Regions from separate parts of the Homo sapiens genome. Here region 2 is linked to region 1. The links are chromatin loops, found by intact Hi-C in ENCODE. Cell type or tissue: HepG2. All regions are shown on one strand. Links, peaks and the distances in the headings refer to the core of each region. The heading gives the core; the rest is flanking DNA. Region 1 has its middle 15 kb from the start of RGL4. Region 2 holds the start of DRICH1 (aspartate rich 1).

Evidence for each region. Hi-C counts contacts between places; a loop is a spot of excess contacts. Peaks named below come from ENCODE experiments on the same cell type or tissue, not always from the same donor. Only the 100,000 strongest peaks of a DNase experiment are listed, where the experiment ranks them.
Region 2: it touches region 1 in a loop (4-fold over the local background); 2 of 110 quality-filtered maps call a loop at or near these places.

What each region holds. Positions count from the first base shown.
Region 1 is chr22:23,671,117-23,680,573 of GRCh38, reverse strand. It overlaps the pseudogene GUSBP11. Among named protein-coding and RNA genes, the nearest start is that of RGL4, 15 kb to the left of the region's middle. RefSeq lists an enhancer at 6,051-6,655. In HepG2, for the core only: no CTCF peak of the experiment used is centred there; DNase peaks (open chromatin) are centred at 4,723 and 4,993.
Region 2 is chr22:23,623,164-23,632,620 of GRCh38, reverse strand. DRICH1 (aspartate rich 1) reads left to right here and starts at 300. Exons shown (of 12, transcript NM_016449.4): 1 at 300-805; 2 at 6,573-6,640; 3 at 7,717-7,738. The coding sequence starts at 598. In HepG2, for the core only: a CTCF peak has its summit at 4,985 (motif pointing left); DNase peaks (open chromatin) are centred at 4,400 and 4,980.

The DNA of each region.
Region 1 (9,457 bases), core at 1,085-9,084:
ACTTGGGTTAACTTTCTGAGTCAGTTCCCTTGGAAACCTGGAAAAGGTGGAATGTCATCTGTGTTGGGTTACCAGACTACAAATAAAAATGGCCCAGAGTTGGTCATCATTATCTGAATTGGGAGAGCTGTGAATGAATTGTAAAACAATGGGGGCATCTCGAGTTAGAGAAGAGTATTTGCAATTTTTGAAGTCTGCCATCAATTGGACTTTGCTATTGTTAGAAATGTTTTGAAGTCTGTGGTCAACTTTTTCGTGGCTGGCTTTGGAGAAAAAATCAAGAGGTAAACCATACTTTGGGTTTCCCTGAGCGCAGTGGTGTTTGTAACTAGGCATGTCCGTTGCTGGGACCCTTGAAAACTTTGACCATGGGACTGTTAAAAGAAATCTCAGTGTCTTTTTGGGACACAGGCTTCTAAGCTTGGTAGCCCTGTGCCCACCCATGTGACCTTGCTGCTTTGCACGTGAGGTGTCACTTGGGGAGCAGGATCCAGAGAATAGCTCCTGGCCTGAAGTGTGGACAGCCGTGAGGATTCCTGCTAAAGACACAGGCAGGATACATCTGCTGGCACACGGTGTTTCGTGTCTTGTATCCTTCTACGTGATACCAATGGCACTATTGGCTTCATGGGGACTATTTTAGTCGTGTGAATGTTAGATGTATAAGTGAACTAAGGCCAGCCGAGGGCACAGTGGTGTGTCAGTGTCACTAATCATCAGAGAAACACAAATCAAAACCACAATGAGATCTCACCCCAGTTAAAATAGGCCTTTGTCAAAAAGACAGGCAATAATGAACACTGGTGAGGACGTGGGGAAAGGGGAGCCCTCAAACACTGTTGGTGGGAATGTAAACTCCCGACCTCAAATGATCCGCCGGACTCCTCAGCCTCCCAAAGTGCTGCTGAGATTACAGATGTGAGCCACCGTGCCTGGCCACAAATGGTATCGTTTTATTTTATATGCAATGGTTCGTTTCAAGTATATTGAATACAGTTCCCTTCTGCCTGTTTGTGTTGTATCACAAAACTCATATTGAAGCTCTAAAACCAGAGCATTTGTAAGCCACTCCTGGATTTTGAATGGGGCATGGATGGACTCAACCTCTTTTAATTCCTCCAAAGAATCCCATGAGATTTAAAAAAAACTTTCACTTTAGATTCAAGGGGTACATGTGCAGGTTTGTTATGTGGGTATATTGTGCAGTGCTAAGGTTTGGGGTATGAATGATCCCCAGCACCCAGATAGGACCCAATATGTAGGTTTTCAGCGCTTGCCCCTCTCCCTCTCAGCCCCTGCGGTTGTCCCCAGTGTCTATTGTTCCATCTTGATGTCCATGTGTACCCAGTGCTTGGCTCCCACTTGAAGTGAGAACGTGGTATATGGTGGCTCACGCCTGTAATCCCAGCACTTTGGGAAGCCGAGGCGGGCGGATCACAAAAAAAAAGATAAAATAAATAAAGGCTACAAATAAACAGTCAGATGAAGAGATAATATAAGGCAAAGACTGGAAGACTCCCAAGTACAGAAGTTTCTGTCCTAATGGAGTTGGACACATGGATGAGTTGGGTTTTTTTGTTGTTGCCCAGGCTGGAGTACAGTGGCACTATCTCAGCTCACTGCAGCCTCTGCCTCCCATGCTCAAGTGATCGTCCCCCTCAGCCTCCCAAGTAGCTGGGACCACAGGCATATGCCACCATACCCAGCTAATTTTTTTTTTTTTTTTTGTAGAGATGGGGTCTCTCTATATTGCCCAGGCCGGTGGTGAACTCCTGGGTTCAAGCCATTCACCCACCTCGCCCTCTGGAAGTGCTGGGATTATAGGCATGAGCCACTGCGCCTGGCCTTGGATGAGTTCTTATTCACCTTCCTGTCGGCCTCCACATGAAGCTCCCCAAACCTTGTCCTCTTTGGTCTTGTAAAAAAATATATATAATTAAAAAATTAAAGACAGGGTCTTACTATGTTGCCCAGGCTGGTCTTAAACTCCTGGTCTCAAGTGATCCACCCACCTCGTCCTCCCTTAGTGCTGGGATTACAAGATTAGAGATGCCAGCTGTCAGGTGGCTAGGTAGATTCAGTGTAAAGTCCTAGAAGATGCATTTTAGTAAAAACAGCTAGCCACCTGACAGCTGGCATCCATCCATTCAGTGAAGATTGTTGTGCACTGTGGATACTGTGGAGGGGGCAGCAGTCGCAGCCGGCCTGCAGAGTGAGATGCAGTGCCGGAGGGCTTCAGGAGGAGGTGGCATTGTGATTGGTGTCTGAAGAGTGTCTCCATGATAATGGAGTCAGTGCAAAGTCCCAAAGACCGGGAAGGAGCAAGGGGAAAGGACGGTTCATATCCAGCTGCCCCACTCCAAAAAAAAAAAGGAGGAAAGGACGGGTGCCAGCAAGGTAGGACAAGGGGGACCTCTGGAGTGTTTTTTTTCCAGTGGGGGAGGGGTGTGCTCAGATTTGCATGCCGATTGCCAGGGCTGCAGTAGGGAAACAGCAGAGGGGCTGGGACCTGTGATTGGGAGTCTCCAGGTGAGAGGGGTGGCCTGTGGGGACTGGGGATCAGGTGAGGCTGGGAGTGGGGTATAGAGGTGGGAGCAGCTGGACAGGCCCAGTGAGGATGCAGGGGCAGCTGCCCAGGGCTAGACTCTGGCTGCCCTGGTGGTAGGAGGTCTGGGGAGGCAGCTGCTTAGCTCAGGCTTGGGCACGTCCATCTGGTGTGTCTGAAACATAAGCCAGCAGGGCGCAGACTCGTCAGTGAGAACATTCCTGAGCCCAGTATCCAAGAAGCAAGGGAGGTCGGGAAGGTGCTGCTATGAGGCAGGGGGAGGTCCCCAAAAGTCCAGATGAGAGCATGGCGTGCGTGGAAAGTGCTGCGCAGTTTTGGCATCAGTGAAGTCACGGGGCTGTGTGTGAACAGGTGTGCTTGGGCATGTCACCAGGGAGGCCTTGAGACATGAGCGGGTTCGGGTTGGCTTTCCTGGAGACCAGGACGTGGGATAGTGTCGGGGCTGAGGCATGGACAGTCTTCCTGCACCCCCAACCCCTCCTTGGAGCTTTCAGACACTGCAGATAATTACCAGGTGATGTGATAAATACTACCTGTGGAGGGTGCCTGGTCAGGGAGGACAGGGCGGCCAGGAGGGGTACCCTTTGGGCCCCTGCTCTGAGCTGCTCATCAGGAAAGGTGAGAAGCTCCTACAGGCCTGGTGTCAGAGCCTGGCGAGACCCTGTGAGGTCTTGAAAGTAGCAGATGCTCCCTACAGTCTGTGCGTGGCCGTCTCAGGGAATCCACCTAGTAACTGTTCTAGTTATCCCTGCTCTCTAGGTAGGAGACTGAGGCCAGGAAGGGAAAGGCTGCTGTGATACCCACACTATCAGTGGCTGGGGTTGAGTTTGAACCCAGGGACTCTAGGGCCCATGCCTCTGCCATCCTGCCTCTGAGTTTGGGAGTTGGACTTGTTCCATCAAGTGCCAGGCCAGCCCTGCTGCTGGGTGCTCCCAGGCATTCACAAGCTGACAATTCTGAAGGGCCCACGCACTTGGCCATGCTTCAGTCTGTGTCCTCACATCACAGGTGGGTGCTGGAATAACAAATGCTACAAATGGCACTGGGGGTGTTGGCCAGGCTCTGGGGGCACAGGAGCTCTGCCCATGCCCACAGTTGGCCTGTGCTGACCTCCCTCCGTCAAGCTGAGTGGCACCAGCCCTTCCATTGAGCTGAAGTCTTCCTCCCATTCCTTCAGTGTGGTCTTTGTGGCTCAGAGAATTTGTGGCCAGGTACAGGATCTGGGGTGGCCCCTGTTTCTCTGCTCTGTGGCCTTTGACAGTGGGCAGGATCTGAGGCCAGGCCCACCTGCAGCAGGTGTTACAAAGAGGCAAATTGGCACTTAATGTTGGGAAGAACTCGCCAACCAAACACAGTCCCACTATCTTTGGAGGTAGTGAGCTCCCCATTGGGGAAGGTATGTAAGCTGACCTTTCTGGGATGCTGGAAGATCAGAGGGCAAACACTTGAGATTCCGTGATCCTAATATTGACTCCAATGCTATGATGCTTGGATTTGAAGTCAGTTCTATTTAGCCAGTTTACCAAGTGTCTCCTTGGTGCAGGACACCAGGAGACACAAAATGTCCTAGATAATATTGGGTTTCTGGCTCCCAGGGGTCCCTGAGATGTTGTTCCAGCGGTTCTGGAGTATGGGCCAGGCACAGCTTGCATCTGGACCCATCCGCATTGCTCGCTCATTGTGAGCCTCATGACTGCAGTTCAGGATGTCATGCCCCCATGGCCCACTCAGGGCACGAGGATTTCCGGGTGATTCCTGTGGTCAGCTTCCTGGACCTGACAGTGGGGTGGGGCTGCAATGAGACGCCAGTTGCAGGAAGTGGTTTGCACAGCCTTCCTGGTGTCATGGGTCACTGTCTTGCCGAGTGGCTTTGGGCAGGTCCCTTCCCCTCTCAGCCTGCAGGTTCCTATGCCAGGAGCTCCCTTCTTGCCCCACCAGGGCCTTGTTTTCCCAGATACAGAGGTGGGGCAGATCCCAGCCCGTTGAAACAGACAAGGCTTTGGAGGCCACATTGGGCCCATTTCTCAGAGGGGCAGTGTGGCTGGGTGCTGAGCCAGGCACTGGACTGGCCCCTTGAGCCTCCTGTCAGGCTGAGGCCCCCGAGGCACTGTGGGCTGCTGGTGCCAGTACACAGGAGTGATAAGAAGATGAAAGTCACTAGGATGGTGGGGCGGCACCCCCGCCGGGCTGTGTTTGCAGCTGCCCCTGGCTGGAGGCCAGCTTGGCCCTGGAACGCTCCTCAAGGAATAAGGACACAGAGAGCCAGCTCAGCCAGCCTCTACCTAGCACCCCAATCAGCACTCCCTTCTTCCCATGACCCCTACCCTCTGCCCGGCTCCTGAAACCGGCCAAGGAGCTAATGGACACCCACCAGGGTCTTAATGAGTGAGCCAGGGTTAATGGTTTACTGGGCCCGGTGACACATTGACCAGCCTCCCAGGGCTCTCAAAGTCCAGACTGGCCTGGCCTTGAAGGTCTTAGCTCGGCCACCTCCTTTTCCAGCTTTGACACCTCGGGGCTCAGGACGGGCCTAGGGTGGTCAAGAGGTCCCCTGCAGCCCTCACTTCCTGGAAAAGGCTCCATTTCCTGGCCTTCAGGCTCAGGTGGTTCCTTCTGCCTGTCAGGTCCTCCCCAAATCCAATCCCACCTCCGGCTGGATTCCCAAGGGCCCTATTCTGGTGTCTGCCCCTTCCGTAGGGCTCTTCCCCCTGGGGTGACCATACTGTCTCATGCCCAGCCAGGTCAGGGCTCCTTGAGAGAAGAATCTGGAGGGGCCAGGATTTGATGAGAGAATGAATGATGGAATGAAAGAAGGAAGGTAAGTATGCACCTTGCTAAGAGTGACAATACTGGCAGGCTGCAGACCATGTGTGGACCTCGATCTGAGGGCTGAGAGGCTTGGGCCTGCCAGTGCTGTGGGGGCACCCACCCCATCTCATTGAATGGGGCAGAGCAGGTGAGGGCGTGATGGATGGATGGGCCTCATCCCCCTGCTCCCACTGTCTGGGGTCCTCTGTCAGCCTGTCTGCTCAGACCCTTGAAATTGGGGGTTGAGGAAGGACCCTCCTGGATCATGTGACTCCCTTCAGTCCAGGTGACCAGGGTCCTTGGAGTGACAGCTCCTAGAGCCCCACCTGTAGCCCTGCAAGCTGGGGAGAGGGCCTGTTAGGAGAGGCATCCCCTGCCCTGGGGTTGTAGAGGTGATCTAGGCTCCTCAGACCTTGTGGGGCCTCAGATGCTTACATCTCCAGCCCCTCCTGGCGTGGGCATCTGGCTGCAGCCCAGCTCTGTGGCCCCATCTCCCAGGGAACCTTTGGTCTAATCTGCCTCCCACTGAAACCCAGCCTCATTCAGCCCCACCGAGGCTTTCAGAGTTCAGGTCTCTCATTCAGGGTTTGAGACCCCACCGGACTCAGACCTGCAGCGGTCCCAGATCACACAGCCCCAGGGATGGGACCAGCAGCCAGCCATTGTCCCACCTGCAGCAGTTCTTGTGCCTTTAATGCCTCCCCCGCACCGCACTGCCCGCCCCCATGCTGCCTGGGGAGGCGGGGAGGAGAGGAGCTGGGTCACAGCGGGGAATCTTAGCTTGGTTTTAGTGTGCTGCTGGACGACCAGATCCAGAGTCTGGTGAGCCAGTGAGTGAGGGCAGCTGGCTGTGGCCCAGCGCTGTGTGACCCGGAGGAGCCACTCACTCTCTCTGAGATGCTGGACATCATAAGTGGGGAAGCTCAGGCCAGGGGACTCCCAGGAGTGTCTGGAGGCCTGAGTTCCATTCTCAGCTCTGCCGTATGCTTGCTGTGCTCTAGAGGAGTTCCTCTTCCTCTCCGAGCCTCGGTTTATGCACCTGTGCAGTGGGAGTGAGTTGCACTTCGGGGTGAAGGGGGAAACTCACGTGGGCACATCCTGCAGAGGGATCCCACAGAAGGGGAGAGCCCTGGGTTCTCTATCCAACTGCGTCTGGGCTAGGGGGCGCCTCTGTTTCTTGGCTAAGTGGGTTTGAGAGAGGTATGCCGGTGGGTGAGGGAGGGCTGGGGCAGAGTCACCTGACTTATTCGAAGAAGCCCTTGAGAGAGCCGTGGCTTCTTGGAATTGAGAGGGAAGAGTGGGCCAGACGCAGTGGTCATGCGTGTAATCCCAGCACTTTGAGAGGCCAAGGCGGGCGGATCACGAGGTCAAGAGATCGAGACCATCCTGGCCAACATGGTGAAACCTCCTCTCTACTAAAAATAGAAAAATTAGCTGGGCGTGGTGGTGCGTGCCTGTAATCTGAGCTACTCGGGAGGCTGAGGTGGGAGAATCACCTGAACCCGGGAGGTAGATGTTGCAGTGAGCCGAGATCGTGTCACTACACTCCAGCCTGGGCAACAGAGTGAGACTCTGTCTCAAAAAAAAAAAAGGAGGGGAGAGTGCAGCATGAAGAAACAGACCCAGGAGGATCTGGCAGCCCTGAATGGGGGCGGGGGGTCAGCTCTGGAGTAGAGCCAGAGCTGTGATGGGGTTGGGGGACCCTGTGTCCTTGGGCCATGCTTGCCTCACTCCTGGGTTCTGTTTGTGGCTGTGGATTGGGGTGGGGCAGGGCCATTTGTGCAAGGGGTCATTGCCCAACTCCAGGGGGTGCCTGCCACCTCTCAGCTATATATATGGGGATATATATATAGTTCTTTCAACAGGTTTCCAGCAGGTAGTGGTTATTAAATCTTACTGAAGGGGTGTTTTTTCTAATTCTCAACACTGCACCGCATGGGTAGACAGCGTGGAAGATGGATTCCAACTCCAGGTCTGGGTAGTAAGCGTCCAGTCCAGGGATGTAGACAGGCCTGGAGAAGCCACAGAGATCTGTGCGTTCTCGTACCCAGGGATAGTGACTCCAGGCTGGGGGCTGGCAGGGTAAGGGATGGGTGGGTCCTGGGCTTACCTACAGGTCTGCAGACCTCCTGGGGCCAGCTGACCTCGGTAAATCCCTTTTGTCTAAGCTTCAGTTTCCTGCCTGTGAATGGGGTTGGGGCTGTGCTCTGGTTTCACCCTTGTGGCTCTGGGGTTGTGGTGACAAAGCCATCAAGCTGGGTTGAAGGATTAACCAGGAAACTTCAGACTGGCTGCCATGTCTATCTCTTCCTCATACTCCTCTCTCTGCTGCATCCTGGGAAGCTGCTCTGCTCAGCCTAGATTAGGCTCAGTTGTGTGTGTGCGCACGTGCTTGCACGTGTGTTGGAAGTGGGTGATACTGACACCAGAGTCTGTGTCTCTGGGTGAGTGAGGCTGGCACATTTCTGGGGACAGGGAACTCACTACCTTATGTGCCCAGGACAAGAGCTGTGGGGTCTGCAGAAGACTTCTAGGCCAGCCCCTGCAGTCTTTCCTTGGGTGACATGGCTTCCCCAGACCCACTTCCCCCTAGGTGCCCTCTCTGCATTCAGGGGGTAGAGGGCTGACTGGGACAGAATGTGACACACTCAGCATGCGAGGAGAAGCCTCCTTCGTTCTGTAGGCCCTACCTCTATTAACATGTCCTTTGATAAAGTGCCTCCCCTCCTGTCTCCCCTCTCTGGAATCCTCAGCTGCTGCCAGGCTTCGGCTGTGCCCCATCAAAGGCAGCTCTGTCTCCCTACTTTCCCCAGCCCAGGGTTTTCTTTTTGGGGTCAGCTGCGGGGGTCTGAGCCATCCTTTGCGCACTCAGACTTTCTTCCTGCCCACCTGCTGCTGTGAATCCTGCCTGTCTTATATGCTCTCAGGCAGAGAGGAAACTGCTGAGCAGGCCGGGGCAGGGGACAGAGCCCTGTGGCTCTCCACTTTAGACCCCTCATGGCTGACTGCCATGGAATGCAGCCACTTAGGAGGGCCAAATCCCCTGATGTTCCTGTTGGCTGTCTAGCCTTCAGGGACAGGTCATGGGGCCTTGGTTCCTGCCCTGTCATCTTCCCAGTCACCCTGATCTTCAGGGGGAGGAATAGCCAGGGTAAGGGCTTGGTCATAGCACCTCCACCCTAGGGCTATTGAGGATCTCACAGTTGTGTGTCTGGTGGGTTCTGTCCAGAGCCCATTTGAGAGCAGTGGATGACAGGACAGGTCTATGTGACCCAGGCAGGCAGCAATATTGGGTCAGCCTTCATGTCCCCTTCTGTCAGCTGGGGCAGCCTGGAAGGATGATTGTGGGGTAGGTGTTATGGGCACGGAATAGACCTCAGGTGGAGGCTGCAGGGGCTCTCCGGCACCGTAGACACAGCAGGCCCAGGAGCAGGGGAGGGAGCCATGACTCAGGGAGACTCTGGCCCATATCCTTGGCAGATGAGGGCCACAGGGGAATGGGCAGCACTGTCCAAAGTCCCCTGGGCTGGGTCCGCAGCTGTTCCTGGCTCAGACTTCTTGGTGGGCTGGTCAGAAACATGCAGTAACTTGGGGCAGTTACCAAGTGGCCAAGCCTGCACTGCTGGGCTGTGTGAGCTTGGGCCAGCTCAGGCCCTCTCTGGGCCCTGCCTTTCTGGGCTGTTCGGGTGGTTCCTTGGGCCTGGGGTGCTAATGTTTCTGGATGGGCAGCAGAACCAGTCTGCACTCAGGGCCCCAGGCCATGTTCCCGGAACACACCTTTAGCATTGACAGCAGCGTGTGGTGAGGCCCCTTAGGCTGGGTTCTGGTCTAGTGCCAGGGGCACCACTACTCCACCGCCTCCAGAGCCATCTCTGGGACACTGGCTGTGAGTTCAGATGTTCTGAACAGGGACAGGGAGAGCCAGAGAGAGACCCAGCCTGGGGCTCACTGGAGGGGCTCGTGGGCAGACAGCACCCTTTGGAAGGAACTGAGCCTGGGAAGTGGGAACCCTATTCCCCGGCTCACAACACCTCCCACCCGGGGCCCTCCCAGGGCTGCATGAAGTTTAGTCACCTGGTGACA
Region 2 (9,457 bases), core at 946-8,945, 48 kb after region 1:
AGGGTTTTCTATTGAGTTTCTTGCCAAGGGTGACTCGCAATAACAACTCCCCCTGCACTTAGCTCAGGACTGGAAAGCTCAGGCAGCATAGGGTGAATAAAAGCCTGAGTAGTGCAGTCCCCACAGAGGGGCAGGGGGGCCACAAGGTGGGCAGCAGCAGGGACAGGCATTATGAGGCATTGGGGGGGGCTGTGGGGCTGGACATTGTGAGTCACTAGCCTGACCTGGCTGTTTCCTGGTAACCAGGTGACATAGGAAGCTTTGTGGGTTATAAGCATCAGCCAGGGCCAGCAGCCCTCAGTCAGTAGCTCGCAGTGGAGGGAGGAGGAGCTCCAACTGTGCTCTTTGATGGCAGTTTTTGCACCTTTGGGTGCTTGTCATGTTCGTTTATTTTTCAAAGAAGACAGCAGGTCCCTGACCTCATAGACCAGCTAGTTTGGGAGGTGGCGGCAGAATAAGGGCTGAGGACCCAGATCTGCCTGGGGTCAGGCTGCTTCTAAAAGTGCAGGGCCACCCTCAGTAGTGTGGCTGCTAGGGCAGCACAGTTACAATTTCGCTGAAGGCTGAGGCAGGAGTGGAGAGGCATGGAGAGGCCCCATGGGGAATATACTGACCTGTTGTATCAACTCCCACTGTGGCTGGCCCAGGGGGAAGGACGCACCCTGTTATGAATCTGATACTGATATTTATGAGACTGTGGCTGCTGCAACATCAGAATCCACTACTGTAGAGCCTGGCAAGCTGGATGTGGGAGCCACGGAGGGCCAAGACCTGCAGCACATCAGCAACCAAAAGATGCCCACAGGTAAAAAAGCCACGGGTGCCGTTTACCCTCTGGCACACCTCTGGCCACCCCCACCCCCTTCCCTTACCCTCATCCCCAGAGACATCCTCAGCTTCCAGCTCCCTCCTGTCCATAGCCAGCTTTCCCAGGTCTGGGCATGGGGGACAAAGGCTGACTCTGCCTCCTGTCTTTGTCGTTGAGACTTTTTGATCTAGAAAAGGGAGAGCCCTTTTCTCAATGAAAATTCAAATACCCCAATTTTGGAGTCCCCATCCCATTCTCTAGCCTCACCTATCTGGCCGGTTTGGTACCTAAATGAAGGAACCAGCTAAGGGTCAGATTGTTTTTCTTCCATCTCTTAAGGTAGCTTATTTTTTGTAAATTTTATTTATTATTTATTTATTTATTTATTTATTTATTTTAGATGGAGTCTTGCTCTGTTGCCCAGGCTGGAGTGCAGTGGCGGGATCTCAGCTCACTGCAACCTCTGCCTCCTGGGTTCAAGCGATTCTCTAGCATCAGCCTCCTGAGTAGGGACTACAGGTGCCCACTACCACGCCCGGCTAATTTTTTGTATTTTTAGTAGAGACGGGATTTCACTGTGTTAGCCAGAATGGTCTCGATCTCCTGACCTGGTGATCTGCCCGCCTCGGCCTCCCAAAGTGCTGTGATTACAGGCATGAGGCATCGCGCCCGGCTCCTAATTTAATTTTTTTTAAGTTCCGAGGTACATGTGCAGGATGTACAGGTTTGTTACGTAGGTAAAAGTGTGCCATGGTGGTTTGCTGCACCTGTCAACCCATCACCTAGGTATGAAGCCCTGCATGCATTAACTGTTTATCCATATTCTCTCCCTTCCCCTGCCCCCTGACAGGCCCCAGTGTGTATCATTCCCTGTCTAACACCGTACGTATTCTAAGACCACTCCTTTGCTGATGACAAATCTAAGTGATGGTTCGCAGGGGACTCTCTTCCCTGCTTCTGTCTGGAGAGCCTGCCTGGCTTCAGGTTCCTGATAGGAGTGAGGACCTGGAGTGCAGTGTGAGAAACAGATGGCTCAGTGAAGAACTGTCATCATCCACTAGAGTCCCTGGAAACAGCCGTGTCATTTAGATGATGTGGGTTTGTGTGCATGAGGGTTGGGAGATAGCCAGGGGTGAATTAATGTGTAGTGTTTGTAAATGTGTGTTTTCCCCCAAAAATGTGGACCCGCATGCCCAGCACAAGTGCAAGTGTCAGTTTTCTTGAATTCCTGGCCTATGGTGGTCCTCTCACCTCAGCCTCCCAAGTCATGTCATTCTTCTAATAAAAAGGAAGAAAAACTTCAGCACCACCATACACTTTACATAAATGACCTCTTTTTCACTCAACACAGTGTACCTGAAGGTCAGTTTAATATCCCTACTTCTTAGAGAGAGAGAGAGTGTGGAAAGGAATGAACCCAGATTTTGACCTCCTGAATGGAAGAGGCAAAAGTGAACCCAGAAATGGGTCCCGATGTTGATGGTCTGCATTACTCAACCGTGTCATCACTCCACCGTGATATATGACCCCACACCAGGGAGTTCCAGCACCTATGCGTGCCCCTGGTAGTGGTAGTGGATGGCCTATAAGTGTGCCAAACATTGCCCACCATCAGATGGGGCCCCAGTGGTCACATAACTCTGGGTAGCAAAAGGTACACGGAACAATAGACGTTGGCATGGGCATTACTGTGAAATACACATAGAAAGCTCACAGGCTTCTGGTCAGCTCACAGATTCTGAGAAGTGTAAGGGATCACATGGAACAGTGCAGGTCAACATCTGTCAGTGCTGGGGTCATTCCTCAGCACTTGGTCAAAGCAGGGAAGGATCAGGAAGATATTGCATTGTATTTAGTAACATGAGTACCTCAAGCCTTAGAAATGCTCCAATCCATGGCCGGGCACGGTGGCTCACACCTGTAATCCCAGCACTTTGGGATGCCAAGACAGCAGATCACCTGAGGTCAGGAGCTTGAGACCAGCCTGGCCAACATGGTAAAAACCTGTCTCTAATAAAAATACAAAAATTAGCTGGCCATGGTGGCCCATACCTGTAGTCCTAGGTACTTGGGTGGCTGAGGCTGGAGAATCGCTTGAACCTGGGAGGTGGAGGTTGCAGTGAGCCGAGATCGAGCCACTGCCCCCTCCAGCCTGGGTGACAGAGTGAGACTCTGTCTCAAAAACATAAAGAAATAAATAAAAAGAAATGCTGCAATCCATAGCAGACAGACAAGGGCCAGTGCCACGTCAGAACTCAGGACAATATTATTATTAGCCTGGTGCCGATCACCCTCATTGGAGACCTCTTGCACCAGTAGGTTAGTGAGGCTCAACACTCATGTACTGATCCCCATGTACTGATCCCCATGTACTGATCCCCATGATGGACTGTCCCACTGTTGGGGGCTGGTGTGAGCATGAGCAGCCACTGACTCAATGGATGCACACACAGTGCAAATAAATGGAAGACATGGGCAGGGTGCGGTGGCTCATGCCTGTAATCCCAGCACTTTGGGAGGCCGAGGTGGGTGGATTGCCTGAGGTTAGGAGTTTGAGACCAGCCTGGCCAACCTGGCGAAACCCTGTCTCTACTGAAAATATAAAAATGAGTTGGATGTGGTGGTGGGTGCCTGTAATCCCAGCTACTCGGGAGGTTGAGGCAGGAGAATCACTTGAACCCAAGAGGCAGAGGTTGCAGTGAGCTGAGATCGAGCCATTGCACTCCAGCCTCAGTGACTGAGACTGCTTCTCAAAACAAACAAACAAACAAAACAAAAAATTAAAGAGAAGAGCGGAGGAGAAATATCTAACAGGGTTAGTACTCATATATCTGAGACCCCTTCTGAGTAGGAGTGAACAGGACCTGGCCTTCCTGTCTGCCGAGAGCATGGCATGGACATCATCCTAAATGCCTCAAGAATGGAGTTTCATTGCTTTCTCTTGTCTTCTCCATCTCTTTGTGCGATGATGGCCGTTGACACTGGCAGAAATTGGTGGGGGGGCAGAGCAGGAATCAGGTCCCCACTTCTCTGACACAGAGCAGACAGGACACAAGTCAGCAGGGATGGACTTCAGGGTCAGGACAGACACAGACAGGTCCCAGGCCTGATCTTCCTGGGGCTGGGACAGATGACTTTTTCTTTTTCACCTCTTATGGAAGTCACTTGAGGAATGGCCTTGAGGAGACACTATTTGCCAAGGGTTGTCTGGCTCAGAAATGTGTTTTTGTTTGTCTGTTTTTTGAGGTGGAGTCTCACTCTGTTGCCCAGGCTGGAGTAGTGCAGTTGTGCGATCTCAGCTCACTGCAACGTCCACCTCCCAAGTTCAACTGATTCTGCTGCCTCAGCCTGCTGAGTAGCTGGAATTACAGGCATGTGCCACCGCACCCAACTAATTTTTATATTTGTAGCAGAGACAGGGTTTCTCCATGTTGGCCAGGCTGGTCTCAAACTCCTGACATCAAGTGATCCACCCACCTCGGCCTCCCAAAGTTCTAGGATTACAGGCGTGAGCCACTGTGCCTGGCTGACGTGTGTATCAACTGGACAGAGCCCCCTAGCACTGAGCCTGTAGCTGCAGCACTCCTGAGTAGCAGGGGAGGTGGGGAGGGACACAAGTTCCAGTGCACCATGAGCTCAGCAGAGGGATGGGGACTGATTCCAGAGTCCAGCTCATCCTTGCAACTCTTCTGTGGAATCCAGCACACATCAGTTTCCACTTATTTTATAGAAGGTTTGGAATCTTCAGTGTCAAACTCTATCTGTGTTGTGTCTTCCCACAGGGTGGGTAGAGGGGCCCTGGCTATGGGTGTTTCCTGCCAGGGCAGTGACTGTGTCTTCCTCATTAGTCCTTATCCCAGAGCTCAGTCCTGGGGAGAACATGTTAGGCCCCATGGGCATTGTAATGAACACACCCCTGGGATGAGTTCTAGGTCGCCTCTGGGGTGGGATCTAGCTTAGTTGTGGAAATGTTCCCTTCTCAGCCTGTCCAGCCTGTTGAGCCCTACACCAATCCTGGAGGCTGCCCCAGTTTCTGAGTCAGGGTCCCTGGAGATGAAGTTGAGCTCCTGAGGACAGTGAGGTGCCCCTGCCCCTTGGCTCCTGCTGCTCTGATCCTGTCTAGACAGGCTGTGCAGGGCCACGCTCTTCCCCTGTGTGCACGTGCACCCCCTGCTGGAATCCCTCTGGACCTGGATGTTGTTCTCATTGTTGTCATATCCCCAGCCCCACACAGTGACTGGCCCTTGTGTAGATGCCCAGGAAGTAACCATAAACATATGGTAGGAGCAGAGCTGCAAACTATTTTGCAAGAAAACACCAGGGGAGGGGAGTCATGTCTTCCTCATGTCTGGATCTCCTGTGCCATCTAGTGAGGTTCTCAGTCATATCTGTGCCTCCTCATATTTAAATACATTTAACTATTTACAATTAAAAGTTCAGGGCCGGGCGTGGTGGCTCACACCTGTAATTCCAGCACTTTGGGAGGCCAGGGCCAGTGGATCATCTGAGGTCAGGAGTTCGAGACCAGCCTGGCCAACATGGTGAAACCCCATCTCTACTAAAAATGCAAAAATTAGCCAGGTGTGGTGACGCACACCTGTAATCCCAGCTACTTGGGAAACTGAGGCAGGAGAATCACCTGAACCTGGGAGGCAGAGGTTGCAGTGAGCCGAGATCATGCCATTGTACTCCAGCCTGGGCAGCAAGAGTGAAACTCCGTCTCAAAAAAAAAAAAAAAAAAAAATCAGAACCTCATCACAACAGCCACCGTGCAATGGCCCATCAGCCTTATGTTAATGAAGTGGAGAGATTTACATCCCCGCAGAATGCTCTTTCACATCTGCTGTGAGCCTGGCTGAGGGACCAATTGTTGAACTCCTGTAACTCAAAGCGTGCACATCAAAGTGGGAATCTCAGGGCTGTGAGATTGGAGGTGAGACCTGTAATGGGCCAGTGGAAGGAAAAAGTTAAAAGTGGTTCCTTCAGTTCCTCTTTCTCACTCAAAGGCTGGCAAGTGTGAGCAATGCCTTTTTAGAGACCTCTGACTCCACAGAGACCAGGGAGAGTCTGACAACACCTAGGAAAGTGCAGAGCAATCTTGTGCAACCCAGTGTGGCCTCACCTGCAGTAGGAGGCTGGGCGAGTTGCTCTCTGGAATAACTTCTTGCAGAGTTTTTGTCTCTTAATGATTGGCCAATGGACACCATCCATGAGGGCAGCTGCAATGAGGCAGATCTGCAGCTAGAGAATGATACTCTAGGAGGATCTCTGGGGAGCAGTTGAGTGACACCTGTTGCTTTGGAACCTAGGAAAAGGGCAATGAAGTCAGAACCAAAGGAAATATGTGTAGAAGTCTGACTTGTTCCTTTGGAATTTTAATAAGATAGATATGAGACAATTTGTATCCATGGGCTTTGTGTGCTGTGTTTGTAACCATTTTTTTTCTTGCTCTGATATTTAATGATTACCTTTCCCAGAAGACCAGTTTTTCCTATGTCACAGCAAACATCAAAGCCCTGATTTTTGATTGGTTAATATCTTCTGGGACTTCGGAATGCAAGAGTCTTATTAGGTCTGGGCACTGGCTAAGATGCAAGGTATCTGGTGAGACTCCCTCATGCTCACTACTTGAACACAGTTGTTTCTCTGAGATGGTCTCCGAACCTTCAGTCCCACGCTCCATGTGCCGCATCCAGCAAAGCTCCCTGAGGGACTCCCAGTCTCCAACCACCAGGGCACTGACATTAACTCTGTGTCCTTTTAGGTCCCCCTGAGGACCGCCTGAGTTTAAAATTTCTGCCATCAAGTGAGGAAGACAATGATGATGCCAAGGTAAGACCCCCTTTCTTTGCCTTCTAAGGAAATGTTGCTTTCCTGATGTCAGAAACAAATTCACCCATCTAAACCCAAAGAATGGACTCAGAGGCCTGCAGAACAGCAAAAGTAAGACTTTTAATGATGGTCTTGCAAGATCTGGGTGCAGACACACCCAGAACGGTTTCAACAAGCAATTTATCCCCGAGTGTGCAGGTCACTCCTCTGGTTCCTCATAGGCTGAGTACTATGAGGTCACAATCTTCCCGGGTGTCACACATCGATTGTTGGGTAGGGGCTTTAGGTATTTTTTTTTATGGTTGTCTTACTGCATTTTGTTGCAGCCCACACTGCATTGACATCCTAGTCAGCTCAGGGTCTCTTCAAGTATTTGACTTATGACCTAAGTAGTTGGGCAGGCTGATAAGAACAGACAAAGCGAGCTATTTTGCAGGCTAGTAAACTTTCAACTTAGACTAAACTTCTTTGGTTCCAGTGAGGGCAACTAAGTGGGGAGGAAAGGGAGCCCAACAAGCAGGCATTGCCCATCCAAGCAGGAGCCCAGCATATCCTATTTCTTCTGTTTTTTTGCTGACCTACACTGGTTCAAGACAGTTTGTGTTAAAAATGGACCACTGTATACATTATTTCCTTCACCTGATTTCTTTCCTTCTCAATTAATTTTGATATAAAAATATAACAAGACACATTATGTACAACGTACACAATTGTCTTTGTGAGGATGGAATTCAGTGGGAGTTTCTTTTCATCTAATACATGACACACTAGGATGTTTTTAAATGACAGCATCCATCATCAACTGTAATGCAGAGGCATTTTCCTCCACACCAGTTTTCCTCTTTAAATTAGGCATTGTGCATTTACCAACCTAAATCAACCTCAAAGAAATTCTGTGGGAAAAGCTCTTGTCTTTTCACTCATGTCCTCTATGCTAAAGTGTTTTGTCTTTGACATGGACTCAACCACTGTTTCAAAAGTAGTTTTCTGAAGTCATCAAGAGAATAACTGATCTGTGTAGGGGGTGCAGCAGAATTGATCTGATCCTCATAGCATCTTCTTTTGTCTCATTGCAGATTTTACCATCACCTGTCCAGGGTACGTACCTTGAACTAACTCACTTTCTGAGAAACAAACTTGCTAGCTTTAATATATAGAAACCTTAATCTGGATTCCTGTTAAAAAATATTGGGGGTCTGGTGAGAGCAAATGATTCTGCGAGTGTATAATTATGAGCAGAGAGGATGTAGAAATGTGTGTGAACCCAGAGGACCAATGAGGAGATTTTGTGTGAGCCAGTGTGTCTTCACCTGGAGTAGAAGTGAGTGCACCTCTCACTGACTTATCCTGATGTTGGTAAAGATACCAGAATCCTAAAGAGTGGATTCTGGAGAACTTTAGTGGGGAAGACTATGCTTTTTCAGGTAGGTAACAATACTTCAGATGGGGTCTAATAAAACAGCATTTACAAGAACCTTCATGTTATACCTGCTGCTTGGGAGGCTGAGGGAGGGTGTAGAAACAGAAAAAGAAAAAGTAAATAGAAGCTGAGTTTGTTATTTTCAGAGTTTAATGTCATCAGGTGAGAAGTATTATGTTTATGGGCTATTGAGTATCCTGTGTTTTTGATCATTTCTTCTTGCTTTATTATTTAAAGATGATTTTTCTGAGAACACCTGCTCTTTTCTGCCTGTGCCACTGCAAAATCTCAGAGCCTGTGGTTTGGGACACAGTTCTGTCACAAGCAGTTACTCACTCCTGGAGACAGAATTCTTCTGCGGTGTGCCAGATGCATAGGAGAAATGGATCCTCACCTTATGAACTGTTAGGTTTCATGGCAGCACATTCATTTGTCTGTGCTTGCTGTTTACCTCTGGTATCAAGACATCTCCCTGAGTGTGGAGGACAGAATGAAAATTCACTCTGGGCTCACTGCAAAAGGTCCAGTGTCTTGGAAATGGAGGGAGAAGCACAACCTTGAGCACACTGTCAGCATTCTGTTGAGAGAGAAGCACAACCTTGAGCACACTGTCAGCATTCTGTTGAGAATATGCAGTTTTACCATCATTTGTGGAAGAGACTTTCCTTTCCTCATTGTGTATTCTTGGTACCTTCATTGAAGATCAGCTGACTCTGTATGTGTGCATTTAATTCTGGGCTCTCTATTCTACATCTGTGATACTTATGGGTGCCCCCAAGCTAGAAGCATGCTGTCTGAATTTCTGTTTTTTGTAGATTTCAATCTCATGAATGTGCATCCACCAACACTATTCTTTTCCAACATTACCAAGTTTATTTGAGGCAAATGAAAATTCATTAAAGTCTGAGGATTATCTTTTCCATTTCTGCACACATGGCTGTTACCAGTTTGATAGCAGTTGTTAATCTGTAGATTATTTGTGTAGTATTGTGTGTTAGTCAGGCTCAGTCTTCCTATCCATGAATATGGGATGCCTTTCTACTTATTTGTATGTTCTTTACTTTCTAGAATCTTTATGTTGACAGCTGATTAGTTAGATTTAACAAGACTGATATAAATTTGTGATTTCTATTTTTTTCTTTTCTTTTTTGTTTTTTGAGATGGAGTCTCACTCTGTCACCATACTGGGGTGCAGTGATGTGATCTCTGCTCACTTCTACCTCTGCCTCCTGGGTGCAAGTGATTTTTCTGCCTTATCCTCCTGAGTAGCTGGGACTACAGTCATGTGCCACCATGCCTAGATAATTTTTGTATTTTTAGTAGAGATGTGGTTTTACCATGTTGGCCGGGATGGTCTCAATCTTTTGATGTCGTGATCTGCCCGCCTCAGCCTCCCA